Linked DNA regions of Homo sapiens: region 2 is linked to region 1. The links are chromatin loops, found by intact Hi-C in ENCODE. Cell type or tissue: HepG2. All regions are shown on one strand. Links, peaks and the distances in the headings refer to the core of each region. The heading gives the core; the rest is flanking DNA.

What was found. A loop is a pair of places that touch in the nucleus more often than their neighbours do. Peaks named below come from ENCODE experiments on the same cell type or tissue, not always from the same donor. Only the 100,000 strongest peaks of a DNase experiment are listed, where the experiment ranks them.
Region 2: a loop joins it to region 1, with 8 times the contacts of the local background. A loop is called at or near these places in 3 of 110 quality-filtered maps.

The regions. Positions count from the first base shown.
Region 1 is chr5:74,492,369-74,508,100 of GRCh38, forward strand. All of the region lies in intron 2 of LINC01331 (long intergenic non-protein coding RNA 1331), which reads right to left. Among named protein-coding and RNA genes, the nearest start is that of LINC01331, 37 kb to the right of the region's middle. In HepG2, for the core only: no CTCF peak of the experiment used is centred there; a DNase peak (open chromatin) is centred at 8,193; H3K4me3 peaks cover 1,918 bases.
Region 2 is chr5:74,398,815-74,414,844 of GRCh38, forward strand. The region is part of intron 2 of LINC01331 (long intergenic non-protein coding RNA 1331); the gene reads right to left. Among named protein-coding and RNA genes, the nearest start is that of LINC01333, 85 kb to the left of the region's middle. In HepG2, for the core only: no CTCF peak of the experiment used is centred there; a DNase peak (open chromatin) is centred at 9,607; H3K4me3 peaks cover 765 bases.

The DNA.
Region 1 (15,732 bases), core at 6,697-9,196:
CTTCAGCATCTTGAGAATGTCCTTTCCCCATCTTTACATCTACAGTCTCCACAGGGAGACTATTAACTTCCCGCAGTGTCCTTTCAGCCAGCCCACGAAAAAGGCCAGGAAGAGCAACACTGTCAAGGCAGCCACATCTGCTCAATTGCACTAATCAAGATTCTGGGGCAGTATGTCATAACTCAGACTGAATGGAGCCAAATCCCATGGTCTGATGATAGAAGAACAAAGAAACTCAGGCTCTCTTACTTTACCCTCACATCACAGAATGCTTGTGTAGCCTCTGGTCTCCAAAATGTGTGGGGACTTCTCCCCTCCAAGCAATTCTCCAGCTGATCCCAGCTGGGTATCCCCTAATTTAACTCAATTCTGACACTGTCTACCTGGAGATGGTGTCAGATCCCCCAGGTTGAGGGCTCAGTCCCACAAGACTGCCCCCGACTTCAGATGCCAATCAAAAGCCCTGGGTTGTTTTACCTGAGCTTCTGAGCAACCACCTATAAATCGGGGGTTTTCATGGCTCCCTTCTTGAGTTTGATTAATTTGCTACAGCAGGTCTTAGAACTCAGGGATACACTTACTTACATTTATCATTTTATGATAAAGGATATTGCAAAAGATACAGATGAATAGCCAGATGGAAGAGACACATAAGGCGAGGTACGGGGAAGAGATGTGGAGCTTCTTTTCCCTCTCCAAGAGCACCATCCTCCAAGAACCTCCACAGATGCAACTGTCAAGAAGCTCTCCAAACCCAGTTCTTTTGGGTTTTTATGGAAGTTTCATTACACTGGCATCATTGATTAAATCATTGGCCATTGATGATCAACTTAACCTTCCACCCGTTTCCGTTTCATGGAGGTTGGGGATGGAGCTGAAAGTCCCAATGTTGTAACCACGCCTTGGTCTTTCCTGTGACCAGCCATCTAGCGGCTCCCAGCCACCAGCTCTCTAATAAGAGAGCAAAAGATACTCTATGTAAAAAATACTCCTATTATTCTGGAGATTCCAAGGATTTTAAGGTCTATGTGTCAGGAAATTGAACAAAGACCAGACATATATTTCAGAATGTCATAGTCTACCCTCTGGTTTTTTAACAGAGATCTCTTAAGTCAAAACAATACACCACTACAAAAGATGCTGGCTGGCACATTCCTATAATTCCATCCAATCATTAATAATTAGTCCAGTCCATCATCATTATACAAAAATGTCTCCCAGGATGAGGCCATCAAGTTTGTAAGATTCCTTATCACACATGGGTAGAACTGGCTTCAGACCATGAACTGGCTTCAGACATAGCTGGATTCAAAGGTCAAATGAAGTCACCAGGATTTCATCTCTCAACTTTCTCCAGTGTGGGCTTCATTCTCAGCTTCATCTAAGAGATCCTAAGAATGCAGGTCTTCTGTGTCCTAAGCCAAGCCCCAAGCTCAAGGTTTGTTGTCAGGAAACCCCAGAGCCACTCCCTGTGTGTTTCATGGCTCCCTGCTCCCTTGTGATTTTTTTCCTTCCTCAGACAGACCCACAGCAACCAGCAATATCTCCTGAAAGGATGATAGCTTCCTATCATCCATCCTATGGAAGGATGGAGGTTTTGGGTTGTGATCTCAGCTGTTAATTCTCTGTTGTGTGTTTTTGGACAATTTATTTTGCCTCTCTGGGCCTCAGTTTCCTCATCTGTAAATGTTTCTTTCTCTGTAAAGCTTCCCCAAGTGCCTGCCCCTCCATCTAGCTCTGCATCTCCTCTGAACACACCACACTCTGTACTGTACTTACTCTGACACACAAATGCTGGATTGATGGCATCTAGAGAGCAGAAATTATCTTATTTCTCCCTGTAGCCTAGAACCAGAACAAAATGTGTAAAATATTTCATTCATTGGTAGGATCAGAAGATCTCCAGGGCTCTTCTAACCTTTGAAATTAGTCATGATCCAATGATCATGACTTATCTGATTATTCCATCCCAACCTGGATTTATCCCTGATTAGCTGGACCAGCCCTCTTTGTGTCCTTCCCTTCTCTGGAGCAGCTCCCAAATCCAATCACCACCTTTGAGAATTTCCAGACTAACTAACCTCTACCCATCTCCACACCCAATTCTCATTCTCTGCATTACTCAGTATGTTCCATACAATCCCAAGTATTCCTTCCCTATGCTTGTGTACAATGAAAATGTCTCAACTGCAATGTGATCTTGCCAATATACCAGTTCCTTCATGCCTGTCTACTGCAGAACCATCTTGACTTGCAAGGTGCCAGAAATCAAAGGCTGTGGGTCCATCTAGACAGTGCCCTAAGCATATAGCTGTCTCCTACATGCGTTTAAAGATAATGAATGCTAATGACATTCAGATTGATTATGTTATTCCACAGTATGTGCTCCCACTCCAGATAAGCATGGGGGTCCATTAAAAAACTCTAATTCAGTGATTCCTCATGGGATGGGCAACTCACAAATGTATGAGGAGGAGCATATAGTTTGAAGAAACATATTCAATATGATCATATAACTTTACATATTTGGAAAATATTTTTAGAAATTATTATTATTTAAAACACGCTATAGAAAGAGCAGAGATAACATTTGAACTCAGGGTTACTCTTTTAGACCACATTGTTTCTCAATGAAAGAGGCAGCAAGTGCCACAAGCCTGGGCTGTAGCTGGTTTTGTAACTTGTCATTCAGTCTCCATGCTTCTTCTAAATGGGGAAGGGCTCTGTATAGGGCTCTGGGTAGGGGACAGGCTCTGTATAGGGCTCTGTAATGGGGAAGGGCTCTGTATCCTTGGGGACACCAGAAAAACTTTGTCCCACAGAATGAGGAGAGCAGGGCTTTCTCTCCTATAGTCACCAAAAAATTATCTAGGTGCCAAGGTTTGGCTAACACTAGTCCCACAGAAGAAGATCCCATGTCCTGTTTCCTATGTCAAGGTGCCTCCTGGGTTCTTCCCTGAAAAACGAGGTGGTTGGATGATGCCCAATGAATGCTCACAGCTCCGGGAGCTCTGCTCGTTCTGTGAGAAGCCATCAGACAGTCAACAGATACTTCTCAACACCCAATCTGAGCCAGGCATGCTCAAGACAGGGTTGCTATTTGGTTTTTCTTTAGAGTCAAGTTATTAGAGAGCTGAGTGGAGTGTCCAATGGCTTGAAATGTAGTAGGGATAACAGATTATTTGACCCCCAGTGGTAATCTGGTAATGGTTATTTTGTTTGAATCAAGAAAGTCTCATTTTTACAAATCCTGGCATTGTGTTCTCCTCTTCATGGCTGGCAGTTCACATCTCATGTCATCCTACATTATGTGTAATGATTTTTGAAGAGTGATGTAAATCATCCACTCCTCAGGGTTAGGAATCACTTTCAAGAAAAAGGCTTTAGGGTGAGATTTCACTCTTGGCAAATTTTAAAACCACTGTGGAGGCATAGAAAGCAGAAGCAAGAATAGTTTTCAGGGTAAATTAGGTTATAAATTTTGGTCAGATATAGAACTGGCCTCAATAAAGACCTTGCTAAGAAAGTTGTAAACAAAAGCAAACTGGCACATCACAGTGGTTCTGAAGAGTGGGGCAAGCCCTGAATAAATACAAAATAAAGAAGTTCTAGTATAGCTCCCCCTCTAATTACAGCAGAGTTGGTCATGGGAAACACTACTGATGGGTTTTGAGGGTTTTTTTCATTTGGTTTGGTTTGGTTTGGTTTGAGATAGTGTCTTGCTCTGTTGCCCAGACTGGACGGCAGTGGTGTGATCATAGCTCACTGCAGCCATGCCCAGCAAATTAAAAAAAATTTTTGTAGAGATGGGGCCTCCCTTTGATGCCCAGGCTGTTCTCAAACTGCTGGGCTTAAGTGATCCTCCCACCTTAGCCTCCCAAATTGCTGAGGTTACAGGTGTGAGCCACTGCGCCTGGCCTGTAAATTTTTCTAATCACTGACCCATTCACTTTCCTTCTCTTACAGCCTTCCCTACAACCCCTGCCTCCTATTTTTCCTCCATTAAAACTGTACTTTGAGGCTGCAGTTTATGGCCAGGAAGAGGGCAAAAGACATGAGAACAAATAAAGCAACCACATTTCAAAATAACAATTTTTTAAACTCATAGTAAAGACAATAATCTTGAAAACCAAAACCCTCTGATTTGCAAAACCAGGCTTTTTAACAGTAAAAGGCTTTCTGAGGTCTAAATGCTTGGATCTGAATATCAAGAGCCAAAGCCCTGAAGGAATCAGTATATAAAGGTTATCCATGAATAATGGTTTAGAAAACCATTTTCTCTCCACTGGGGAGAGGGGAGATTACAAATCTTTCTGAGTGGGAGTAGAGTGTTGAGAATGAAGCAGGACAGCAGTAGAGTTACCTGCTCTATTCCCCATGCCCCACCCCCATGCCCTGCCTCAGGTAACTTCAGTGAGGAGATCCCAGGTTCCCAGAGCAGCATGGCCTGTGCAGCAAATTTATTCCCCAGGATCCAGCGGGAAGAAGCACAGACAGCCAGTCATGTGTCTGTGGAGAGTCCTTCCCCCACAACCAGATTATAGAAAGCCAGAGAAAGGGCCACAGATGTGAAGGGGTCTCCTGACTGGAACAAGATGAATGCAGAATGTGGGGGTCTGGTAAGTGGAGGTGATGCTGTGATCTGAATGCTTGTATTGCCTCAAAATTTCTAGGTTGAAATCCTAACCCCAAGGTGATGGAATTAGAAGGTAGGGCCTCTGAGAGGTGATTAAGTCATGAGAATATAACTCTCATGACAGGGATTAAGTCCCTTAAAAAAAAAAAAAGACCCAAGGCCAGGCTCAGTGGCTCACACCTGTAATCCCAGCACTTTGGGAGGCCAAAGCAGGCACATCACCTCAGGTCAGGAGTTCAAAACTGGCCTGGCCAACATGGTGAAATGCCGTCTCTGCTAAAAATACCAAAATTAGCCGGGTGTGGTGGCAGGCGCCTGTAATCCCAGCTACTCGGGAGGCTGAGGCAGGAGAATTGCTTGAACCCAGGAGGCGAAGGTTGCAGTGAGTCAACATTGCACCACTGCACTCCAGCCTGGGTGACAACAGCGAGACTTTGTCTCAAAAAAAAAAAAAAAAGACCCAAGAGAGACCCCCTCTTCCTTCTGCCATGTAAGGACACAGCCAGCAGGAAGTCACCATCTATGAACCAGGAAGAGGGCCCTCCACAGATATCAAATTTGCTAGCACTTTGGTCTTAGACTTCCCAGCTTCCAGAACTTTAAGAAATAAATTTCTGTTGTTTATAAACCATCCACTTTGGGTGCTTACTTACAGTAGCCCCAACAGACTAAGACAGACCATGTGGACCTAGTAGCACAATCCAGAGGGATTGAGGCCAATAGCCTTTAAAGACCAGAGGGCCGAAAACACCTTGCAGAGTGCCAACCCTGGGCCAGAGAACCAGAGGATTCCCCAAACCCATTCCGCAAGTGCCACCAACCCCTCCCCATCTGTGAACTTAGATGCCACCCCTAAGAAAGGGAGGAGAGCAGAACCCTGCAAATGACTAAATCTAGGCAGGAAATGACTGGGTCATCACTACGTGGACTGTTTCCCTTGAGTTTGGAAGATTACATTTTCAGCTACCAAGGAGAATGGAGTGCCACGGTAAAGATTAAGTTCAACTGTTTGTGAATTCTGATGCATTATTTAACTATTAATTAAGCCATCAAAAATTTTGGAATTTATATGTTCAATAAATGTATGGAATTTATATGTAATAATAAATAGGTCTAGAAAAAGAATGTGGGTCAGGGGGAATTATCTATAGTATCATTCTTTTCTAACTTCAGCAACACAACAATAATACAAACCACTGTAATATTAGAAAGCTTCTCAGAAACTTATAGTTCATCACTGAATACATGTCACTCTTTAAATTTTCCTAGAATTAAAAGGTTCTATTCCAGTAGTTTACCTGAATTATATAATTATCTATAAAACTTCAAAGAAAATGAGGCTGAGCTTTTCAAAATGCAGATCTGATCATGTCACTTTTTCCCAACATCCATCTCTGGAGAGAGGGAACTGGTCTACTTTGCTCACCATGGTGATGCCAGAACTGAGCACATAGTGGGCCTTCATTTGTTGAATAAATGTAGAAATGAATGAATTAATATGATCAGGCTAGTGAACTCTTAAACCTCCTACCTTTGACATTCTGCAGCTACATGACTTGCATCTACTTTCCCACATAAAAGATGACAAAGAATCCCTTGAATTTCAGAGTTTAAACTGACGAATATATGCAGTAATGTAGAAATAGTTTTAATATGTTTCTATTTCATCACACATTTATGCATATATATTAATTGAGCTTATTTAATACAGTTCTTGATCCCTGAAACTTAATTAACAAAGGCATTAAGTTATTGAAAACACGAACATTGTCACCTCTGGTGTAAATGTTAGAGTAGAATCAGGTATTGTTCTTTCATGTTGCAATTAAAATTTAAATTAATATATAGACCTGGCTATGTTTTGTTTCTTAACAAAAATATATAAGGAAATGACATTCTATTAAAATACACTATTACAAAAGAAAAATCTATAGAGGAATTAATTTATGTCCATGACAAAGTCTTTTCTCTGAAAAGAGTAGCAAAAAACATAAGCTTTGGGTTTTTATCACCTGATCCTTTGTTCATATCTGCACACTTTGTTGCACACATAAACAATTTTGTAGATTTATGGCTATCTATATAAACACCTTTTACTCTAGCAGTTCCCACATTTTCAGCAATTACAGAAATTTAGGATTCTCAATTCTCCATAAAATATGAGCAAAAACACTGCAAATTCCTGTTCCCCGTCCACCAAAATCTCTCACACAGTAATTAAAGTCCTTATCAGCATCACCGCGTGCTACATAACAATCTAGTCTTCCTAAAAGTAAATTCACAAGGGGGAAATTCCTCTTGATGATAAGCAAACAGCAATTATTATTCCCTGTTATTAAAATGCTCTCAGTTAATTGTACAGATACCAGCAGAAAGATTACCTTAAAAGGCTGGATAGCAAAAGGGAGTTAGAGTTTTGAACCTTCTGGTCTAATTTAGACGAGAGTTTACAGAGAGATTCAGTAAATATTTGTAAGGAACCATTAACATTGAGTAAACAATTCAATGCCTGCAAGGAAAAATGTATTTGAATAATTGTAAAAGAACCTCCCTCCATACATGCTGGAAATGAATTATTTTAAAATGAAAATAGCTCAAATACATTAACAGAAAAATACTACCAGTCACATTTTCTAAGCATTCTTTATTGTATACACAGTTGATCATCCTGGACTGTATAAGAGGCACATGTTCGAAAAAAAAAAAAAAAAAGAAGAAGAACAAGCTGCTGTTTTCACTCCAGGGATTATTTTACAGGGAACTCAGCAGGCTCAGCCCTTCCTTAGCATTTTTTTCTGTTTCTGTCCCAACAGAAATGAGATTTTAGTGTTTGTCTTTTGTGCTGCTAACACTGAGCTTGCCAAGGTATCCCTGTTTGATGCTCTACTTCCATTGATGGAGCGAGGGAGGAAAGAGCAAGTAAATGAGGAAGCTCTGAGATTTCTCTTCCCCTCCAAATGGCAGAGATAAATCTAGCCAGTGAACATGAAGGCGCCCTGGCTCAATTAAAAACCAACTTTGATAAAATATTTTGTTTAAAGAGAAAAATAGTCTCTCCAGTGAAAACTGTTTAGGGCAGCTGTGCAGGGGAAGCAGGTGTTGAGTCTACCCTGAGGGCTTCAGAAATATTAATATTTAAACCTCTCACATTTCACTAAAGTTCACGACAGCTTCCTAATGCCTGGAGGAAGACAGAGCAGGAAAATCACAAGCCACAAAGTGGGGAATGCCTTCTAATTTGGCCAGAGCAGGGCCTGATTGTCTGTCTCCCTGACTCAGCCTCTCTGATTTGCTGCAAGCTCACAAAGACCATGCATTAGAATTTCAAAGCTGGCTCCATCCTCCACACGCTGTAAAGACATAACATGTCATCAAAACACAGGGTTTTCCAGGCCGTGATTTGTTTGTCTAGACTCTGGCCATTGAACTCTGTTTATTACTAAACAGAGTTTAGTGTGGAATGGGCAACAAATCAAAGGGGGCTCTGAGAGCCCTGAGTGCATGCAGACACTCTTCCTTCTCAGTTTCCACTGCTCTTAGAGGTCTATCTTTCCCAGGACCCAGGGGCTGATCACTAGACTAACGTTTCATCTTTTTTTGACCTGGGACATGACCCTGGGCCATTTGTAACCCTCAGATCCCCTCCCCATCATTGTGCAAGTAGGCAGCCCTTAATAATTATATTCTGGCGGCTGCATGGAGAGGTCATGAAGAATGACTAATGATTAACATTTGAAAATGGAACATGATAGGAAAATACCACCAATCACGGCAAAACCGTCTGTCAGAAGAGCAGAGGGCAACGACAACAAAACACTATTCAAAGAATATCCTCTTCCAAGATGAGAATGTGCCATTCAGAAGAAGTCTTCAGGTTTGTTTTTCAAAAGACACATAATTATCAGATACGTTGTTATCATTTTTAATGCATAATTGTTAGCCTACTTGTTAATGAATATATATTTCCTACTTTAAAAGACTTGATGTAGAGGATAAAATGGAGATTCACAGCTCTTTTTAGAAAATAGTGCACAACTTGATTCTTTTAAAGAAAAAGCATCTCTGTTGCCTATAAAAATATAATTGCTTTGTACAAAAATAAATTATCTCAGGCAGCATTTCTGAAACACATCGATTACATTAAGAAAGACCTATGAGCTAAGAGAAGGCTTGTAAGTTCAGAGGCTAAGGATGGAGGTCTCTAAATGAAAAGGCTTAGGTACCAACTCCCTATGAACCTTACATTAACAGAGGCCTCTGGTTCAGTTTTAGCCCTTAGAAAAAACTGCAAGTGAAGTCAGTTACCCTAATATTATCATCCCTGTCAAATGCTCCTCGGTTAAGGAAATTGTAAACAACTGTATCCTTTATGTCTTGGAATAAGATTCCATTTACCCAGCTGGAGTGGCAACACCCCACTAGGTCAGGCACTGTGGGCCTTTTGCCTGTGATTCCATCCTCCCCACACCTCCACCTCACCAGGTAGGTGTCTATCCGTGCAGAAATGATGGCTGAATTAAATTGAATAAATGTTAGAACTCCAAAACAAAACAACATATTATCTAAATGGGCACAAGCTATCTAATCTGTGTTTCACTTCTGCTGCCAGAAATGGAAAGCTATCACTCCAAAGGCATGTTAAGCAAAACAAAATAATACTTCCAAAGAAGGTCTAGCTTCTGTTCTGTGACAATTTGGTGATCATTCATCAGATGGACAAAAAAGCCAAAAGGGTCAAACCAACCAGAACTTAAAACGATGGTCAGGAACTTCTGACCTATCCTTTGTGGCAGTTTCAAGGAGCCCAGTAGAAGATTTGGCCCCAGCTAGTCACTATGATCTCTCTACCTGCACCCACGGGCTAGGACTAGAGACCCATCTCATCCCAGAGGTGTCAATCATAGGCCTATACACACTCTGCACAGTTCTAAGGAAATTTAGGTGAAAGGAGTGGGGAAAGAATCAACCTAGATGTTCCTGGGGCCCATCCTGACCAAGGCCCTTGGTATGGCTTCAAACCCCCAAAATGACAAAGAGGACCTCATGTTTGCTGCCCCAACAAACCTGATGTAATTTCACAATAGATCCAGTTCCATTAACAGAGGCCTCTGGCTCAGTTTTAGCCCTTAGAAAAAACTGCAGGTGAAGTCAGTTACCCTAATATTATCATCCCTGTCAAATGCTCCTCGGTTAAGGAAATTGTAAACAACTGTATCCTTTATATCTTGGAATAAGATTCCATTTACCCAGCTGGAGCGGCAACACCCCTCTAGGTCAGGCACTGTGGGCCTTCTGCCTGTGATTCCATCCTCCCCGCACCTCCAGCTCACCAGGTAGGTGTCTATCCATGCAGAAATGGTGGCTGAATTAAATTGAATAAATGTTAGAACTCCAAAACAAAACAAAAACCAAATAGTCATTTTCATCCACATTCACACATCAAGTGTTTTTCTTTAAAGGCTGAAGGGGATAGCAGGTGAAAGTAGAAAGAGCAGACGGTATGAGAAAACACCCCTCACCCAACCAACTTGGTCATTGATTTTTTTAAAAAAGGAGTCTTTATCTTTACACAGAAGGTAGAAGTTATAATTTAACTCTCAAGTTAACTATAGGTCCCCTTGCCTTTCAAGTCATATGAACACAAAAGGCTTTAATGATTTTTTAACTAAAGAAGGAAAAAACATACCATATGAAAATCACTTCTCCCCCCTAACACGAATACACTGGCCACTCAAAGATAGGTCTGTGAGATCCTTATCCACAGGATCTATTAATAAGAGCAGCACAGGAAACTCGGCACAATCACAATCCAAAGTTTAGTTTGACAAACACAGGAAGGCCACTGGCTTAAGAGTCTCTGCATATGCAGTTAAAACCTCATTTGAACACCTGCATAATCATTTCCCTCCTAAAAAAAAAAAAGGAGAGTGGATTTTTACTTGTAAGTTCTCAGTTTTAAGTAGACCAAATCTAACGAACATCTTTTTCCACCACAGTGAAGAAAAGAAAAAGGAAATTCCATGGTCTCCAGTAACAAGTTTGCAGAAACACAAAATCATTTTTACAAGACACTTATCTCTCAAGACTATTCACATACACAAGAGGGGAATTTTTACAGGCTAATGTGACATAAAATTTGTATATAAAATCATCCCTTAATGCCCCAGAGGACTTACTCCTTTACAAAATCCTTTAAAAAAAGAAGACAATGATCATCTCTGGGTTATGAGATTATGAGTACTTTTTATTGTTCTTTTTCACTTATTTTCAAGCTTTTATACCAAGTTCAATTTTTGCCTTTAAAATCAGAAAAAAAAATAATTAATTCTTATGGTAGAATTCGAGATGAAGAATCTCTCTGAGGGCTGTCAGCCTTTGTGTTAATTTTTTTTTTTTTTTTTTTTTTAAACAGGGTCTCACTCTGCCACCCAGGCTGGAGTGCAGCGGTGCCATCTCAATGTAACTTCCATCCCCTAGGGTTCAAGCAAATCTCCCGCCTCAGCCTCGTGAGTAGCTGGGATTACAAGTGCACACCACCACGCCTGGCTAATTTTTATTTATTTTTATTTTACTTTATATTTTATTTTATTTTATTTTATTTTATTATTTTATTTTATTTTATTTTATTTTATTTTATTATTTTATTTTATTTTATTTTATTTTACTGAGACGGAGTCTTGCTCTGCCGCCCAGGCTGGAGTGCAGTGGCGCGATCTCGGTTCACTGCAAGCTCCGCCTCCCGGGTTCACGCCATTCTTCTGCCTCAGCCTCCCAAGTAGCTGGGACTACAGGCGCCCGCTACCACGCCCGGCTAATTTTTTGTATATTTAGTAGAGACGGGATTTCACCGCGTTAGCCAGGATGGTTTCGAAATCCTGACCTCGTGATCTGCCCATCTCGACCTCCCAAAGTGCTGGGATTACAGGCGTGAGCCACCGCGCCCAGCCACGCCTGGCTAATTTTTGTAATTTTTGGTAGAGACGGGGTTTCAACCATGTTGGCCAGGTCGGTCTTAAACTCCTGACCTCCAGTGATCTGCCTGCCTCAGCCTCCCAAAGTGCTGGGATTACAGGCATGAGGCACTACACCTGGCCCATTAGCATGGATGTTTAAGAGGCAATACCTCCGGGCAGACACATCCCCCAGATGAAGACTGGATTTAGCTCCAGTCACCCCTCTGGAGTGCACAGTCCTAGCTTAGTCCCGATTGTCCATCTTTCTGTGATCCAGATTTCTATGATATCCAGTTGTGCTTACATGTTCATTTGCACTTGTGTGTGACTATGGGACCAAAGTCCTCAATCTTCACACACTGACCAGGAATTTGATTCCTGGCACTGTGAAATCCAAACTGGCCCTGACGTTTTACTCAAAAATCCTTTCTAAAGAAGCCATGACAGACAGTTATATCTTGAGACCCAGAGCAATTTTACTTACATGTCGGCATGAAGGAACAACAAGGGCCTCACTAAAAAGTAAGGGTATGCCAATATGAACAAATAAAAAGGCCTGGCTTCATGTCCCCTGTCTGCATGTGCAACTTAATCAAGATGGATCTTTACTCACTGCAGTTCTGGGGCTTCATCAACCTCAACATCCCGTTCTATTTACTTTTACTTTCAAAATAATGCCCCTGACCACTGCCATCCCCACAACTCTGACACCTTCCTAAGTGGATGTACAGGTCTTCATAGCTGTGGACGACACAGTCACTTCTAGTCTTCACTCCAAGACACACAACAGGTTCCCTGTAGAGATGCAATGTGTTCCTGAGTATCAGAGCGTTCTGCCACCCACTCAAATCTGGATTGTGCACTCACAGCCCTCACCCTTCCCAAGTTGGCCAAACCTCCCAGATAGCAGATAGAGGCTGTGAGAAGTAAAACAGTCATCTACATCAACAAAAGGGCGTCAAAGTGACATATATGGACCAAAGAGGGAGGGAAGGAAGAAAGGAATCGCCACCTAGCCAGGCAAATGAACAGGGGTAAGTCTGGCCATCAGAACTAGCTACACAATTTTGGGGGCCCATTGCAAAATGAAAATGCAAGCCCCTTTTTTCAAAAAGTATTAAGAATTTCAAGACACCCGCAGCAAAGCATTAAACCAGATATGGGCTGCTTTCAAGGATGGGGCCATGGGTTACTACACAGGTCACATGCCCATGAAGCCTGTCCTGCTGGCTGTCAGTGGTAAAGTCACTGGCTTCCATGTCCAAATTAGCAGCAGTCAAATGGGCTAGAGAGGACAGTAGTGAAATAAATAAATTAAATAATCCATTAAGGGGTCAAAAGCTATGTGTCCTAGGTCAGCTTCTTGTTTATAGATAGCTCTACACATTTTTCAAAATATTTTTCTATTTTTTATCTGGAAAATGGAGCATCAGTAGTTACAACATCACAGTGATAGGACTCAAATTGGCAGCTCCTGATCCTGCAAGTAATGAGAATGTTAAATATACCATCTAGCCAATCATGGAGGGCAGTTTTCATTGTAACAGAACTGGATGGAATTCAAATCACTTTGGCAAGAAAACCCAAAGCCATAATTTTCTCCCATGGCGTACTCAAATTCAGGTAGAAGTTAGTTATGAATGAAATTTCCCTTTATCTGGGCTGCCAAAGACAGCACTGCAGGCCTTCACTTCCTGGAAAACCCTAAACCAAGCTGGGTTCATGCTCCCACCCAGATCAGCCTTTCCTCAAGGGCCCCAGGAGCGCCTCATCCCAGCCTTTCTGGGAATTCTCCAGGTTCTGACATTCCCGTAATTCCTCCCCAGGTCTCGGCAGGGATCCCAACGTTTAAACTTATGTACGTATTTTAAAACCAATTATTTTCTCTTTATGCTCAAAAAGTGGTTGGAGCTGAATTTTTGACAAAATTCGTAGGATTTAAGATATCTCCAAGCTAGATTCTTCATCCTTAATAAACAGTTAAAGAAAAGAAATGTCCAGGCACTAACTCCACAGCATGCCAAGGCCAGAAACTGCTCTGCAATGTAAATCGCTTTTTAAGGAGAAAAGAGAAAACATCACAATTCTAAAACCGGCACTAAAAAAGTTATGCTGGGGTGGATGAATGGTTTGTGGAGCTGTAAAAACATACTTAGGTCTTGTATGAACATATCCTTGAATTTCAAACATATGAGCCACATCATTATTAATAGCCTGGTATATACACTGCCCAGTTTTACCCGCTCATACATCGACCCCACATACACTCACAGTTCCTCCCCTGGGGGGCTGAGCAAACACATAAAATTCGTAGGGCCTGTGGCTAACACTTCTTTATTTTGAATAGCCGTATTTCACATGGAGAAGGCAGGGCGGGAGAGCTAAGATTTATTGACAGCCTACTGTGTGCTAAGCCCTGTGTCAAGTGCTTTCATAAAGGTTAGCTCATCTTTTCTTCCAAGGGAAGCCCCGATTGAAAGATGAATGACCTTATGAAGGTCACACAGCCGATCCATTGGAGAGATAGCATTCAATCTCACTTCACCGGCCCCAAAGCCTTCTTCTTTCCACTCCAGCACAGCGCAGTTCTGATGCTTCATGAGCCAGCAGCAGGTTCAGTAGCTGAGCTGAGGACACAGTGGGGCAGCGCCCAGCTAACTGTTGAAGAAAGGGACAACTGTGGTGTCCAGGGGGTCACAGCTTGTCCTCCCTCCCCACCGGAAGGAGTCCAGCCCTGCAGATAGAGCACAGGCACTGGAGGCTGTAATAGTAAGAATAGTCCAGTAAAGCAGCTGGACAGAGAATCAGGGTGTCCGGACTGGCGAGCAGAGCCCAGCCTAGAGGATGCAGAAGTGGGTGCCATGCAGACAGCCGCATGGTCAGGTAAGCTGTGGCTGGGCAATCTCTGCAGAGCAGAGGCCCCACCAGCCACAGCAGCCTACCAGTCAGTGACTAACAGTTGGGTGCACACAACGAGAAGTGGTATATCCCAGGCTAACACCTCGCTGCCTGGTTCAAATGCTGGTTCTACCCTCTGTAAGCTGGATCACCTTGACCAAGTGACTTAAAGTCTCTGCCTCAGTGTCCAATACCGAACAGAGAGGTTTTGCAGATTCAAAGGAATGAATACATATAAAGCACTCGGAGCAGATGCGGGAACATAGACAGTGGGTGGTCATTGTTAGATATTACTATGTACCAAGAATGTTCTGAAGCAGGCCTGGGACCCCATTAATTTATTTCGACTCCAAAGAGGCAGAGTCCTTTGTGAGAAGCCTTGGAGCCCCAACAGTAGCCCCATATCCAGCAACCCCTCACACAAACAGTCCCAGCTCTGAGAGGGAAGAAGACAATCTGCTTTAAGACCCAGGCAATCTGCTTTAAGCTCCGTGGGCAGCAGCGTACAGATAGTGTGTGATAGCCCACATTTCATTTGACAAGACTCCCAATCCCTTCTCTAGGGCTCAACACAAAGAATGGGCACTATCATGGCAGAAGAGGATCCCTTTCCCTCATCTGGTGCTTCTGAGAAAAGCCATTAAGTTGCTGGAGCTGAAAATATTTGCAAATTCCAGGAGAGTGTTTCCAAAGGAGTACCACGCATTCCCCTTTGCGATTGTAATAAAATGCTTGGATGCTGCCATGGGAATTGCCATCCCCCAAGCCAGTCCTTGGAGCTCCCCAAAGGGAGGGCCACCCTTCTAACCAGAACTTTCCCAGCATGGAGCCTATCAGCATTTTCATCAACTAGAGAACTGGTGTTCCTTTAAGCCGAATCACAGAGATTAATGTTTCAATTTGCAGCTGCTTAATGGTGTTCTGTGGAGCCTCTCCCTTCTGTCATTTGCCCCCCGGTTGGCCTGAGGATTTGCAGTTAATGGGGCAGCTAGGGAAGCCTTTCATTTCCCCTTGACTGGGTGTGTTAAAACGCTGATCTGTTTCTCGATCAGGTCTCTATGTCTTAATCTCAGTCTTGCCCTGATGGAATGTTCCCCTTCATGCTTTACCAAAGCCAGGTATTGAATATCTAGAAACTGATAGCTTTGGCAAATGCCCTGCTTGCTTCTTCCAAGAAACCAGTCCCTAAGGGGGTAGATATCTAAAGTAAGCTTAAAACAAGAACATGCTTACCCCTGCTTACCA
Region 2 (16,030 bases), core at 8,224-10,723, 92 kb before region 1:
CCTCCCCACACACAGAGATCCCCCGGGCCCTGCCTGCTGACAACCAAGGCCACCTAAACATCCATACTCCGGCTTGTTATCATAGAAAAGAAAAAAGAGAAAAATTAAAAAGACCTTCCCCAGAAGAGGTAAAGCCATGTGGCCCACTCTTTGGTCAGTAATATAAACCAAACATTTTGCACCACAGGGAAAGTGGAAGCAAAAGAGTAGGAAGAATTGCTATGCTGTTTGGGAACTGTAATTACATGACTCCAAAGTGGAAATGGCAGGAATTTGTTCTGCAACCAACATTCTAGTAACAACAAGCATATTACTTCATGAGGTTGCCTGCCATGGAGCATACTAATTTTCACAAGTAATTAGCATCTCATTTTGAGCCAAAATCTATGACCCTCAAACATCCAAACTTTGGTTACCACCAACACCCATGTCCTCTTCCTCTTCATGGACACACAGCTGGACTACCTTTTCCAGGCTCTCTTGCAGTTGGCTGGAGCCAGAGAACTGCGTCCTCACCAGTGGAATGTAGGCCAGGTGTTACGCGTCTCACCAGGCTTGGTCCATAATATCCTCCCACATGTGATCCTTGCTCTTTCCTCATATGCCAGTTGAATGCAAGGGACTTTGGAGGCAGGGAGGAGGGCAAGGCCCAAGATGAGGAAACCTAGATCCCTGAATGACTGTGTGGAACAGAGACACACCCCCACCCCCATCCTCCCTGTGATGTGCACAAGAAATAAATGTTTATTTTGTTTAGTGATTGAAATTTGAGAGGCATCAGTTTCAGCAACTAGCATTATTAACTTTAACGCGTGTATCTTTTGAAGTAAGACAAGCCTACTACTTCTTGTCTCACTTACTAGACTTGATATATTTTAAGATAGCTCTCATCTAAAGGTGATAAGAAGACAATCTCTTGACTCTCTTCTCCCTTAGTACTTCTCCTCTTTTGTCCTTCCCCAATTCAAGAAATTCCCCAATGTAAAATCCTGAGCCCATTGTATCAGGGAAGGAGTTTGCATGGGAGGAACACTGAGAGTCTCTTTCTCCCTAACATTTATTAAAAACCTAAGCCCTTGGTATTAATAGATCAGAGAGAATTCCCAACAAAATCAGAATATTTGAGACAACTGTCATCAGTGACAGAAGTGAGACTGAGGGGACTAGAGTTTCTCCGCCCCCATGGTGAAAAAATATTCCATAGTCCCAACAGTCTTTCTCAACCAAACTGCCACAGTAGAATTAAGCCTTAATGCCCATTGTATCAAATGAATTAACTTCTATAATAGAGTGATACTTATTTATCATCCTTGGGAGAATTTTTAAAAAATATTTCTGAGTTACATGGTTTAGATGAGAAAGGCTGGCTGGAGGAAAGGAGAAAGGAAAAAAGAAAGTGAAAGCATCAAAGAATCCTGGACAGCAAAGGGAAAGGTGCCAGGGAGCCAGCAGAATGCCAAGGCCATGCGGCGAAGGAACTTGGCCTTGTTGAGCTGGTAGAGCCCAGGGAGGTAGCAAGACCCAGGGGAGGGACCTTCTTCTGACCAAGGAGGTGCATCTTAGGCACTTTCTTCTGGCCCAGGAGGCTTTGAATCAGTGACAGCACCATTCTGGAAGGAGCAAGGCTGGCTGAAAGGAGATCCCTCCAAGCTGTAACCTGCAGGACCAACTATTAAGAATTCTCTGGGTCAGGGAACATCTTCATGAATACCTTTGAATGAAACTCAGGACTTCCTAAAATTTCCATGTCTTTTTCTTTCACCTGTCAGGCAGGGTATTCAGAAGGCCTAAAATGATTAGGCCAGATACTGTTCAGTCAATGTTTTCCAACTGTAACATAATTAAGAATATGAGCTGTTTTCTCTCCATGTTGACAAATAACTCCAAGATACCAGCACAGTCCTTCTTCCAGTGCAAACTCAGTCTTTGGACCTCCTGGAAGACTTCCCCAGACCACCACTGTACTGACAGGCTGTGTTTGTTCCTTTATTTGACATTTGGCCAGGGGGATGTCCTTCCTTAATGAAATCAGAGTCTGGAACTTTACCCAAATATTAGGTTGGTGTAAAAGTAATTGCAGTTTTTGCCATTGCTTTCAATGGCAATGTAGCAATTCTGTAATAATAGGTCATGAAAAGAGGAGGCTCACCACAGGGGCTCCTGAGAAGACATTGATTACCAAGGGGAGGGCTGGCAAGCATATTGTTGGGAGGAAATATTTAGTGAGCAGGTGAAAAATAATGAATTAAAAATTTTAAACTTTTCTTAGCAAAAGAAGATATTTAATAAGTATAAAGTGTTAAAGCTGAGAATTAAAGTAATATTCACTAAAGAGTACACAGCAAACATAAAAAATATAATTACATCTATAACTTGAGAAATATTCATGTGTTATTTTAACCTGGGGCTTTGCATTTTAAGTGAGAGGAAAGAAAACAGATCAACCCAAATTACTGAAGGCCCTGGAAGGAAGATTAAAGGAATTGAGATGGCTTTATTTTGGTGATAAGAAAGCCAAGGGAGGGCTAAATAGCTGTTTTCAAATATTTTAAAGGTTAGTCCCAAGATACAGGCCTGCTGAGCTCAGCCCCTGGCCTTTCCCAATTCAGAGCCCTTGAACTCAGCAGCTAACAAAGAACTGCTGTCTTAAGTGGAAAGTAGAGTCAGAAGCTCTCCCATCCTCCCCAAGAGCTTCCTTCTGGGCTTTGGCTCTCCAGATGGGTTACTCACACTCCTATCCCTCCACCTCATCCATTAAGTTAGAAAATTGCTGACTCCCCAAACCATTCTCCCCAACCAGTCCCTGGGGCCTTACTGTGTCTAACACCCCACTAAGCTGCTCCTCAGTCCTCCTGCCTCTGCCTTACTGTGGCTTCTCGTAACTTCTTTCTTATAGCTTTTCAATAGCCATCTAATGGACCTCCCTGACTCAGCTTCCCCATCCTCCCACAACAGTCCATTTCCACACTGCCCCAGAGCTCCCATCCAAAACACAGATTTGATGATGTCACTAGCATAAATACCAGCAATAGACTTTCTGCAGGCTTAGATTTTCATAATGAAAGGTATTTTTACAGTATCTGCCTTGGCTCCTTTTTTCATCCAATCCCGTTAGCACTGCTCTCAAGCCCCTTTCCAAAGTGACTCATTCAACCTGTCCCCTCTCATTTGCCCCACCCACCCGCACTGAAGACTCTGCTTCGGCCACATTAGACACTCACAATTCCTTGAACATCCTCATGCTCCGCTGCCTTTCTTCTTGCAAATTCCTGTGCCTGAAATGTCCATGCTTATCTCCTCCATGTGGAAGAATCTGAGTCATCTTTCACAACCCTGGCCAAAAAACACCTCTCTTATGCCTCCCTGCATCTGGGCAGAGGTTGTGACTTCCTCCTGTGGTTCCCACAATGCTTGGTTCTGAAGTAGCACTTGTCACATATTATAATTTTTTGTGTGCATTTCTGTCTTTCCCATTCAACTGTCAACTTCTTAAAAGGAAGAACCATATCTTATTTATTTGGGTTTTCTTCTATTACTATTATATAATATTTCCTCTATTACTACTACATACTATTACACAGTATCTGGTGTTTAGTACATGTTTGATCATTGTTGAATGAAAAAATAAGCTCCCAGTTCAGGTTCTCTTCTAGTTTACCTACCATAGCCAGCCTGGCCAGGAGCTAGGAGTGTTCAGCTTGGAGCCAGAGGCAGGATCCCAGGAGCAGGTTAAGAGGAAGTGATTGACAACTGCCCGCAATGGCTCCTGCTGGGCACATTTTACATCCCAGGGTCTGGATCAAAGCTGTCAGTTTCTGCCCTGTCTGTTCCTAAGTGTCATAACTGGAGCAAAACTCCTTCATCAGCCAGTCTGGCCACATCACAGACACGTGGGTTGGACAGCAGAGGCTGCCTGGCTCTTTTCAGGTTCCTATGGATACAGTGTCTCCCTTGACCCACTGAATTCATCTGTGTGGGCAGCTGCCACTTCTGGACTACAAATACACAGTAAGCAGGCGTGTAGGAGAGCAAGAATAGGGTAGAAAGAGCACGTAGGAGGAGGGGAAGAAAGAACTGAGAGAGAGCCTATGGGTAGAAGTGGGCAGGAAGGAAGGTTTGGTCTTTTTGTTCCTACAGAAGATGTTTTTGAAAAGCTTCTTGACAATCAAACAGACTTTTGAAAAAAGTTACTTTTGCTAAATATAAAGTGTGAAAATCACCAGTGGAAGATTGCCTCCCTTTCTGCAGCCAGGGCAGAGCTCTTGGGTGTATTTTGATCAGTAACTTCTAGACACATCCTTCACAACCACAACTAGGCAGCCAAGCATTCTGACATGTGCTTAACTAAGAAGCAAATTAGGCAGCCAATTTGTAAAAATGTAATATGGCGTCCTTTCTCCCTTCTGCTTATTTCATTGATAAACACACATTCATGCACATTGATGTACATAGTAATAATAATATTAGTTTACATGGCTGACTCTACAGTTTCTGTAGAGCTTTTGCTTAGAGCTTCACAATAAATGAAGCAGGCAAACTGCATTGATTAGATAGTCCATGGTTTCCGAGTTACTCAGTAGAGGTGCAGTCTAGACTCAAACCCCGGACTCCAGCTTCCAAGAATAGGCACACTCATTCCCACACCCAAACCCCCCACCCCCATTCCATGCCTGGCTGCTGGCTAAGCCACAGGCTGCTCCACAGTTGGAGTGTAAGGGATAAAGAAAGAGGAAATGAATGGTTTAAGTTGGGAAGGGCATCTTGACAAAGTTGTTAGAGTCTACCAGTTTTTTCAAACCCCACATTAGAGTACAGCAAATAAATGCATGTCTAATCATCACTCCACCGGCTTCTAACTTTTTTGCTCATCACTTTCTCTGAATTTATACATGGAAGACTTTTGAATGTGGTTCCTACACTGAACCAATCTCCAAAATTAAGGTTATGGCTTCTGTCCCCATGGGGGCCTGTAAGTTGAGGTCCATATGGCAGCCTATGATGGCTATCCCCTCCCCATGAGCCACAGGATGTCTCTGGGCACAACACAATGCCTCCTTTTCAACCGCATTTTATCAGTTTCTCAAATATCTGTATTTGTGGGCCAAGTGATGACAATACACTACATTTATAGAACATTACAGTCTCTGGAGAGCCTTCTGTTTTATACACCCTACCCACTACACCCTCCCACCATAGGATTCCCTCCCTGGCCATGAGGCTGATAGGACAGATATCACCATTTTAATTTTACAGATTCAGATATAGATATATATATATTGAGACAGAGTCTTGCTCTGTCACCAGGCTAGAGTGCAGTGGTGTGATCTTGGCTCACTGCAACCTGTGCCTCCCGGGTTCAAGCAATTCTCCTGCCTCAGCCTCCCAAGTAGCTGGGACTGTAGGCACATGCCAGCACGCCCAGCTAATTTTTGTATTTTTAGTAGAGATGGGGTTTCACCACGTTGGCCAGGATGGTCTCAATCTCTTGACATTGTGATCCACCCACCTCAGCCTCCCAAAGTGTTGGGATTACAGGCATGAGCCAGGGCGCCTGGCCGCCTGGCTATATATTTTTTTGTCAAGCTCTAATTCCACAGTTGACTGAACTAAATGATATTTAGTTCAGGACCCAGGTAACTAACCAAAATTTAAGAGAGAAATTATTTGAAATTGAGAAAAAATATTTGACTCTTAATGCTGTTAAACATGATATGACTAACTCCCACTCTACAATGTTCTTCCAGTTTTCCCATCCATGGACTCTGCCACCAAGCAAAGAAGAGGATTTACATATGACCAACTTCAGCAGAGCAAATGGAGAAATTATATGGCTGTGTTCCAGCCCTGGCTGGTTACATATTTTATATTTTATAGCTATTTCTCTGTCAGAATTATAAATCAACCACACACACAAAAAGGTCTAATTTAAAATGGGGCATATCAGAAAATCACAACTCAGCAAAATATGGCATTTTCCTGACAAATACTGCATAACTAAACTATATATGCACATTCTGGTTTTAGAGACTGTCCAAACTACAGGGTGATTTGGGACTTCAGTTCCTCATCCCTGCATGCTGGACGGATTTCAAGAAGATAATTAAAGTCGACGGTACCTGGTATATGAAATCAAACACCCATCCTCTACTCCCTGGGTTTGGAAGATCAAAGATAATAAGCCTGTCATAAACTAAGGCAAAGGGCCACCAGGGAGTGACAAATCCCTATCAGGTTTAAATTTTGTCAGAACAGTCAGTGTAGAAATAGAGTTGGTGAACATGCCAACCCTCCCTGTAACCTAGTCTGAGCAGCACTGAAGGAAAACTGGCCAGGCCTTTCAACATGTTGGCAAAAGCCACCCCCTGACATCCTGGAAAAGAGCAGAGAATGGGAGAAATGTGCTGGAGAGCAGAGCTCATCTGTCCAGCCAGCACTCAACTTAACTGTGGCCAGAACCTGCCATTGGATATTTCCATGCAGTTATTAATAAGCTCTACACAAAAACTACCTGGAGGCTGAATCTGACTCTGGGATTTGGTGTTAAATACCAGAGGGTATACAGTGTCCTGCCAAGGATAAATTTTATAACCCTACATTCCTTTACTGGTGATTTATATTCCTTTCCTTATCAGGTTAGAAAGAGGTAAGGGTACAATCAACGGATTCCTTATCAAATCAAAAGTCCTAAGGTCTGGAATATGTTATTGAACTTGTGAACAAAAGACATTCTAGGATTTGAGATATCAATTCAACTTGTTTCTTGCACCATTATGATAAAAAGGAGAATTCTTTGTAGTTTATTATCTCACATCTACATTATCTTAATTTATCTTCCCAACTCTGCAAAGCAAGCAGAGCTGATATTCTGTTTGAGAGTGTGTGGATATGAAATTGAAGATCAGGGCCTGAATAGCTTCTCAGGTTCCCATAGCCATTTCCAGAGCTGTCTCATGTTTTCTGACCCCAAGTCCAAGTTCTCTCCAACACAGTCTTTCCCGGGCAGATTATAGGGGTTCTACCCACTTCAACAGCAGGTCTTCAAATAATGTTTCATTCAATATTATTTCGTTATAACATTGATGAGAAGGAAAAAAATAGATTTCTCCCCAGAGCCGCTGTCTTTGTGGAGTTTGCATGCTCTCCCCGTATCTGTGTGAGTTCTCTCTGGGTCCTGCAGTTTCCTCCTATATCCCAAAGATATGCACATTCAGTTCATTGGTGTGTCTAAATTGTCCCTGAGTGAGTGTGGGTGGGTGAGTGAGTGCACCCTGTAATGGGAAAGTGTCCTGTTCAGGGTTGGTGTCTGCCCTGTGCCCCAAGCTGCTGGGATAGGCTCTGGCCACTGTCGACCCTGAACTGGAATAAGCAGTTGAACAATTATCTTGCTTGTTTGTATTAATCTTAAATCTATGTATAACTCAAATTTATTTCAATGCTTAATATCCAAAGTATATTGGTGTTTATTTGGAAGTTCGATGTTTTGAGACCAAAAATATGCTGTAGGAACTTAACTCTTGTTTATATCATTTAGCCTATGGTAAAATTGGTTTCGTCATACACTATTTTGCTTATAGTTGCAGTTTCCAAGAACCTATCAACAGTGTTAAGTGAGGACTTACTGTATTGCTATCTTAATAGTCCCTGGTATGAGCAATTTATCACATAGATGAAACTCCTTTATAAAGAGGTACTTTTAGCAATTTGACAGCTGAAATCCTTCAGGTGGATCCAAAAGGTACCCATCTGGTATTGCATTCTGTTCTTTCTATAATGGTCTAGAGTAAGTTTATTTTAATAGTTTAACTATAAAATATATTCACATTCATTATTAATACATGGTTTATGCCTTTAAAACAATTAGTCTAAGGCCTTTGAACAAAATTTAAAACATTTTAAAAGCATCTTTTAAGGAACAGTTTGCATTGTTTATTCAGTTCAAAAAATATTCATTGAGCACCTATCAAGCATTGTCTAGGGCAGTAAGAAGGCAGAAGTGGTCAAGACAAGGACCCTCCTCTAAAGAGCTTAAACCAGAGAGAGGAAGTCAAATAAGAAAAAATAAATAAATGCATGTATTGCTCTAAGAACTAAATTGGAACAAGGGCAGAGGGATCCAGAAGCAGAGAAAGGGCACTTGATCCAGTTTCAGAGAAGGCTTTCCAGGGGAAATAACATCAATGCCAATAGTTTGGGAGAACAGAGTGTTGTAACATGTTTCCAGCCTCATGTGTACCTCCAGGGCCGCTGGGGAGCTCTGACGAATATTTAAACGCACATGTCCTTTCCCACTGCTTTGCTTTACCCACTCTACTCCTTTAGCCAGAAAACCTCCTCTTGAATTTTATTCCTATATCATCTTCATCATCCTTCACAGCTCAGCTTTAATGTGGTGTCTTCTCAGAAGCTTTCCTTGACCATATTTGAAGAAACTGAACTAAAGCTAATCTGAAAAGCTTGTAAATGCAAGACTCAAGTTCTATTACATTGCCCTTGATCATTCAGAAATTCTAAGCCCCTCAGCTAAATTTAGTCATTAAAAGATCACTGTCCATTCTTTAATGTTTTAAGAATAAGTTGTACTATTTCCTAGTTGACTGTTAGTGGAGCCTACAGGGGGAAATCATGGCCATTCCTAAATTTCTCCAAGGCTTGTGTTATTGCGGCATCTTGGTCTCCAGCTGAAGCCCTTGGGGAAAGAGATAAAGTTGCCCCTTCTGTTCCACTGGATCCCAGCTTGGGTACGTCAGGCAGCTTAAAGGGTGACCACCATCAGAATCCTTGGTCAACTGGTGGCAGTTTGGGGTGAAAACATGTCAAAATTACATTGCAATTTTTTTACTCTAAAATTACATAGTGGTTCCTTTGACCATCAGTAAATCTTTACAAATGGGACCAAAACAACTTTCTTTGGAGACACCATGGGACTAAAGAAAGAGACAATATTCCTATTATAGAATTTTGCAAACTCTCCGGATGTCCTAACAATAAGTTACAGATGTTTAATCCTAAATTAAGAAGCTAAATATAATGTGGACTTTACAAATGGCAATTTTCTATAATTTGAGGAAAATATCTGGTAGCTCAGTTCCCACTAGAAATGTTTGGCAATGGTTCTGCTCTCTGTTAAACATCTCTGGTATGATTTCCTAAGGACAGAATCATAGCAGAAGACAACAGATTTTTTTTTTTTTTAAAGAAAAACAACATAGAATTGATCAAGAAACTATAATTTGAATTTTCCTCTGGGCATGTGGGTATTGTTTTATAACTGAGAGAAGCATTAAAATATCAAGGGAACTACATTCATATTTGTATTAATTCTATTGAATCATTTCTTGGCTTATCATATTTTGTGTTATTGCCTTGTTCTCCTTTGTTTTGAAAAGAAACTTTATCAGTTTTCCTGTGTCATGCCATTTTATCTCTTCACTCTGCCTGCAATAAGATATCAGCCTAATATTGGCAGAGCAACTCCGTACAATGATCCTTTGTTCTGGGAAAAAAAATTGCATGAATAGTATATTATTAAAATAGAGAAGGAAGTGTGTTTCATTTGTTATTTATTTAGTGAATATTGTCATGGTACCAGGTGCTTTACAAAAGACAAATAAGTGAAGCAATAATACGGTGCACTTGGATCTTGCATTTAATGTAAGGATCTCTGAGTACTTACCAAACACTGACTCATAAATCAACTCACTTCAGATAGGATGTAAAGGTTGCTTTAAATCTACAGTCAACTTTGCAGAACCTGCTGTAAAAAATGCTCCACGGCACCAAGCACTGTACAGCCTGCCTTGCCGCATCTCTGATACCTCTGAGGACACAGGGAAAGATGAAATCACAATGGGAGTGGGGCTATGAGAGATGGTGGGTGAATTTTGAAGAAAGGAAGCTAGAAAAAAAAATGGTAACAAATAGAAGAGAATCTGGGAAACTGAAAGCTAAAGCAGTGAATTTCATAGACAACTGACAGATAACTTCAGGTTCTAAACAAATGCAAACTTGACAGCTGTCAGAGTAAATATTTTATTGACCTTAGATTTGGCTCTTATCTTTGTCTAACACATTCGTGACTTCTGAAGTTGGTTTCTTCTGCACAGGAGAAAATTTCTCGAAATTTTTCAAGATATGAATAGACTGGATTGTATTTTTCTAGTCACAAAGCTGAAATCTGCTCTATCCTTAATAATTATCACGTAGAATTTGCTGCATACCATCTTGATGTGAAAGTTGAAATTAGGAAAATCTTACCAACTCAGATCACACTAAATTCTGAATCTGTCGGAAGATAGCCAGAAATCTGTAGAAGACTACGCTTCTGAGATTTTTCAGGTAATGCCCAAGCAGGGTTACAGCTGTGACACAGCAGAGGCCAAAGGCAACAGACAGCAACCATTCAGGTATCCCTGACATCCCTCTGCAGGCCTTCACAGAGAGTCAAAACTCAATATTTCAAAATGTATGCTTTTTCTCTCGGAAGAGTTTGGTGAGCCCTATAATCAGAAAGAAAACAGACAGCAGAGGGCCGGCAGCCAGGTCTTCCAATTACTATTTCAAAATCAGGAACCAGAGACCATGCCTGTGCAGAGGATCTCAGCTTGAGCCTGGGTTTTCTGCCATCCATTTGCAGGGTCCAGGCCTCTCTTGGCTTAGGCTGGTGGCTTGGGCCAGATGGAAGTCTAGTGCATGGGGAATGAGCAGCCTCTTGGGAACAAGCCAGCATTGCACCTGCTGCTGGGAAGTGTGTGATCTGGGCACATTACAGTCTAGTGGAGTACCAGGCAAAATTCCACTCTCAGGGAAGACGCAGGTACCCCCAGGAGACAGCTCATTATAAGAGAGGAAGAAGCCAGGAATAGGGCTGAGTAACGAAGTCTTAGAATTCAAAGAGGGTGTAGGAGGGGTCTACATGGAGCAAGTGGTCTCTACTCAATGCCCAGCCCAATCCCTTAGACCACATGCTTAGGTCCTAGGGAGAGGCACCATAACAAAACTTGAGTAGCTGTTTCAATAGATGTTTTAGCCCACTGGGCTCATGTCCCACATCTAACACAGTGTGACACAAAAGGACAGGAGCCCTTCTTCCTGACTCTGCCAGAGGCCATTGCCAACTTTGGCACTCAGTGATTACAACTGTGCCTGCCCTGCCTGACAAGCCTCATAAGCTCAGCAAGAGTGACTCCAGGTTGGAGAACAGGGAAGAGGAGCTGCAGCCTGGGACAGCTCAGATCCATAGGCAGGAGGGCCTGGGGACACCTGTAAACCTCTCCTTGAGGACCCCTAGATTACTTGAGGGAGGAAAAAAAGAACATTATTAGAGAGCTTATGACAGCTGTTTGAGAAAATAAGGTATTTGGGGTTGTGATTCGAATAATTTTATGTGTCTGAACATTCATAATTTTCCCACATTTGCAATTTCAGCTATTGTCTGTTTCAAAATCAATACATGACAAGAGATTGCACGTTTGTCTTCAGAGAACATGAGGAACAGGTTAGATGAAAACCTACTCCACAGACCCTATTGGGAAGAACACAGCAAAGTCATGGAGTGGATTATTGGTGGAAGAAAGAGAAACAGGGTAATATTTTAGGTTCTGCAATAAGAAAGAAGGTGAAGTTTGAAGAACCTGACGATCCCCAAAAGGACTTAACAAAAGTAATATAAATGTCTTAAACATTGGGGAAGAAGAGGGAATTTTCAAATTTCATATAGGAGCAGACTGTATCCAACCATGTAGCAGGATGTATTCTCCTCTTCAACCTGTATGCTTATTACAAACAAATTAATCTAATCTATTTAGAATTTAGCCATGTAGTACATTTTTCTTTTAATCTTCTATATACAAACATCCATTAATGCTTTTTGATAAAATGATAATTCCAAGTCCCTACGGTCCCCCTGTTGGCAACATTTTATAGCCATTAGTTGAGTTACTACGTAGGCATTAAAGTAATAGAATTACATTTCTTTTGCTATTCAGGCCCTTTTGGGAATTCAAACAGCTCTTTACAACCATCAGGACCAATTAGGGAGGTGATACTGTGTTTTAATTGACAGACTGCAAGAGGTTTCTCTGACCAGTCAGGAAACCAATAGGATCCAAACAAAATGAAATGCCCTAGAAGCAGAATGATTTACAGTTGTGTCTGTATTTAGCAAAGCATTCCATAAATAGTGAAAAAATACAGGCTCTTCTTGCTCTGTTTGGTTTTCCTCAAACAATAATCATGCTAATGATAATACTGTCTGTGCACAATGCAAACACACTTTACTCTTTCTTCTTGCCTATGTCTCTGTAACTGGGGCTCTTCTGGTTGAATTATCTGCAGTGGCTAAGAAGTGACCTGTGACGGCTGCTGTTCTCTACTGTAGAATGGGGACCCCATAGCAAGAATCACAGTAGGATTACCTCAGTTAAACGCACTAACTTTGATGTTAGGGAAATGAATCATCAACTGCTTTATAATTTATTTACCAAACAAGATTTCTCTCCTCTTTCCATTCTATGTTTCCTTCCACTTTCTGTTTCTTTTCATCTATTTGGGCCTCTTATCTCTTTATAATGCCCCTTTTAGTTGGGCTACTCAGGACCATAGTAGGCTGCTCACACATGAGCAGCCAGAGAATAGGGAGAAATGATGACAGCCCTCCACCTGCCTTTTACCTCTTTTGCCTGTATCTGTCTTTCTCCCTTTTGAATGTCTTTTGACTTCCTCCTTGGGAGTAGTCTTTTATGCTTCCAAAGCACTTCTGCATTTCCTATCTGTATCCAGTGATTTAGTCTTTAGTGCCATGAGTTCAGGGATAAAAATTAATGTGCTCACATAGCAACGTTTCCATTTTGATTATGTTGCCTGATCCTAAACAGGTAATCAGATATATTCAGAAATGCACAAGGATTTATGGGTATTATATCATCTTTTTAAACTTTTTAATCGCAGTTTTTCCACAGTTGTGTAAAGTACAACCTTTCCCTGCTTCTGCCTCCCCAAGTGACTTTTCTGACTTTATTATAGAATTAGAACAAGGAGTAAAGCATGAGAGAACAACCATAAGCATAAGGAGATTGGGTCAGGATCCAAGGGTCTCCTGAGGATGGGATCTACAAAAAGCTGAGCTATAGATTCTATCTATCCACCGATCCATCACTCCATCTACTTACTGCCTAACTCTTTATTACACATATAGTGGGCATCATGCTATTGACAACTCCCTGGGGTCTACCCACTCTACAAATTTGTCTGTCTGATGGATGCCACTTAATGTTCTTAGGCTTCCTCCAGTTGTATCAGATTCCTTTTCCTCATGCTGCCATTGCAACCTCTGCGTATCCTAACTGATCATATCACTTTGTATCATAATTGTAATTGTTACTCAGTAGCTATCTGTCCCTGTAAATCTTGAAATTCTTAAAGTCAGACTCCTGTTCTTCCCTCTCACATACCTCCCCCACCCCCAGGCCATCTGCTCCTTTGCAGCCTGGAAGGACACAATGAATAGCTGCCAATACCTCACTGCCACAGGGGAGAGCCTGTCTGAGAATGCAGGCAACTGTGAGGAAGGGAAACAAGAGGTAGAGAAGAAGAAAGACTTCAGGAGGGCAAGGGCAGCCTGATGCACTTTTGAATCTTTTGTTCAATATAAAGATGATTTCCAGAAAAAAAAAATCTTAGCATCTACTTTAACCATCTAGTATCTATTTAAATTTTTAAGAAATAATACTGGAAATAGTCATTGAAAAACATCCTGGTTAACAAAATATGACACCTAACAACTTTGTATCCATTTCCACCTGCCTATTTTCTATTTACTTTTTTTCTTTTCTTTTGTTGATGTCAAGGATAAACCAAAATAGGAACACTTTTCAAATTAATGAATTAGGCTTTCTGACTATGAATATGGGCTTGAAATCTCAGGCACGTCTTGATCTCTGTTACATGAAATACAATCTTCTAGAAAACAAAGACATAGTTGACAATCTTCTAGAAAACAAAGACTATATTTTACTGGCAACCTCAAAGACAAGCTCATTATATTCATTACAATTTAATATGTTTCTTAATGACTCATCAGCAAGACATAAAATATTGCATTTTGAAAAGAAGTCTCATTTGGATGTTAATTTGCAAATAAAAGTCAGGAAGAAGTTTGTATAAATTATTTTTGTAAATATATGTACATAAAATATCTTCTAAAATTTTAACAAACCTGTGAATAAAATCTTCTTGTGAAGAATGATAATCACCCTGACTTGGAATAATTTTATCACAGTCTATCTACCATGAGCTTCTTTAGTAATCTGAAGGGTGAGATTAGACTCTCATTATGAACTACTTATAAACATAATTTAAGATGATGGGAAAGTAATTTGAAGAATTTGGGGCCTGATAATGAGTTTCCTTTGAAGTTGAGGAGGGGTGGCAGTGGGAACAGAATTTGAGATAATTGCTGGTTGTCTCCAAGGAGTCCAAATGTTGATGAAGCTTCTGTGTTTAATAATTAAAGACGCTAACCTCAGAGAAAGATGGAGCCACGTTGTCAGTTACCCCTGGATACTTCCAAAGCCTGTGTCTTGGTCTAACAATCCACTCTGACTTTGTCCTCCTCCTCCCACTTAACTCCCACTTCTGCACTTGCTGTGTCTCTGTTAGGCACTGAGAAGAACAATTGAAAGCATGAAGAATAGAAGAAAATCTGCTTAGGAAACTTGACTCTGGCAGCATGGCACACTGAGTTCGTGCAGTATGCACCTTCCTGCCTCACGTGCCTTTCTGGAGAACAAGGATAACAAGGATATCTCTCCCATGCATGTTCAGGAAATCAACCAATGTTTGCCATACTCTTAAGTTTATAAGCTTTGCATCTGGGTGAAGTCCAATTAATGCATCCATAAAAAAACTTTTCCTAGGAAAAAGGAGGAACTCTGAGTGTAGTTTTTTCTTCCCATTTATTTGAACCTATTGCTAGACTCATGGGAACTTCAGTTAATCATACTATGCCTGCAATATTCTCCCAGGATCAACTACCATGGGAACTCAAAGTTCATTTGCAGTGTTCTACATTTGTCCTGGGTGACCTTTAGTCCAATCAAAGGTGTCTCTTGGTACAGCTGTGAATTCTAACGAATATTGGAGAGAGTTGTGCTCATTTTTTCTTGCCAATTCCTGAGTATCCTTCTGGTCTAGAGCCATTTTATAGCCAGGCAAGCAGAGCACCTAGAAGAAGCAATAAGAAATGAAGAGGACGGCCACAGATTGCCCAGAAAACAAGGTCAAAGGCATGACCTCACCTGCCTCAACTTGACTAATTACATCTGCAATGACTAGTCCCAAGTAAGGCCACATTCTGAAGTACTGAGCATTAGGACTTCAGTATATAATATTTAAGAGGATACAATTCAACCCATAGCAACTAAATTGTATCTAAATCAGTCATTCCCCAATCCTGGTTTAAGGCCAAAGCAGATGGGAGCTGCAACCTCCCTCTCAGATCAATTTCTCCCAGATCAAGTCTTTTCTGCTCTGCTGTAGGCCACACTGTGTGACCCTGTCTCTTACAGACCTCCCTGATCCCTTCACCTCTCCCCACCGCCCAGACATGCTGTCTATTGCTTCCTGCTCCCCCCAACCCAGGGAGGGGGCAGAGGAAGTAGGGGGTAGGGGAAGCCGCTGTTTGTCCACTTCTCTTGGCTCACACAGAATGTGGGCCCTGGTAAAGAGTGGGTCAATAAAACACCTTTCCTTGGTGTCAACATATGATACCACAGGAGCTCTTAAAATCACTAAAAACAAAATAACCAAGAAAACTGTATTTTCCCTCATGGGTGGGACTGCACAGCCCTCTGAGAGCATGTTCAAATAACAACATATGTCTCTCTGTTGTCTTCATAGGAGAACAGATTCTGCTAACTAAAGGATTTTGGATTTGTAGAGTAGGGTTTTCAGGGCTGGGGGCAACATTTAATTGCTCACATCAGTCAAAGCAAAACTGAGTTCTACCAGTTTTCCTTCTCTGCCCTTCCTCTAT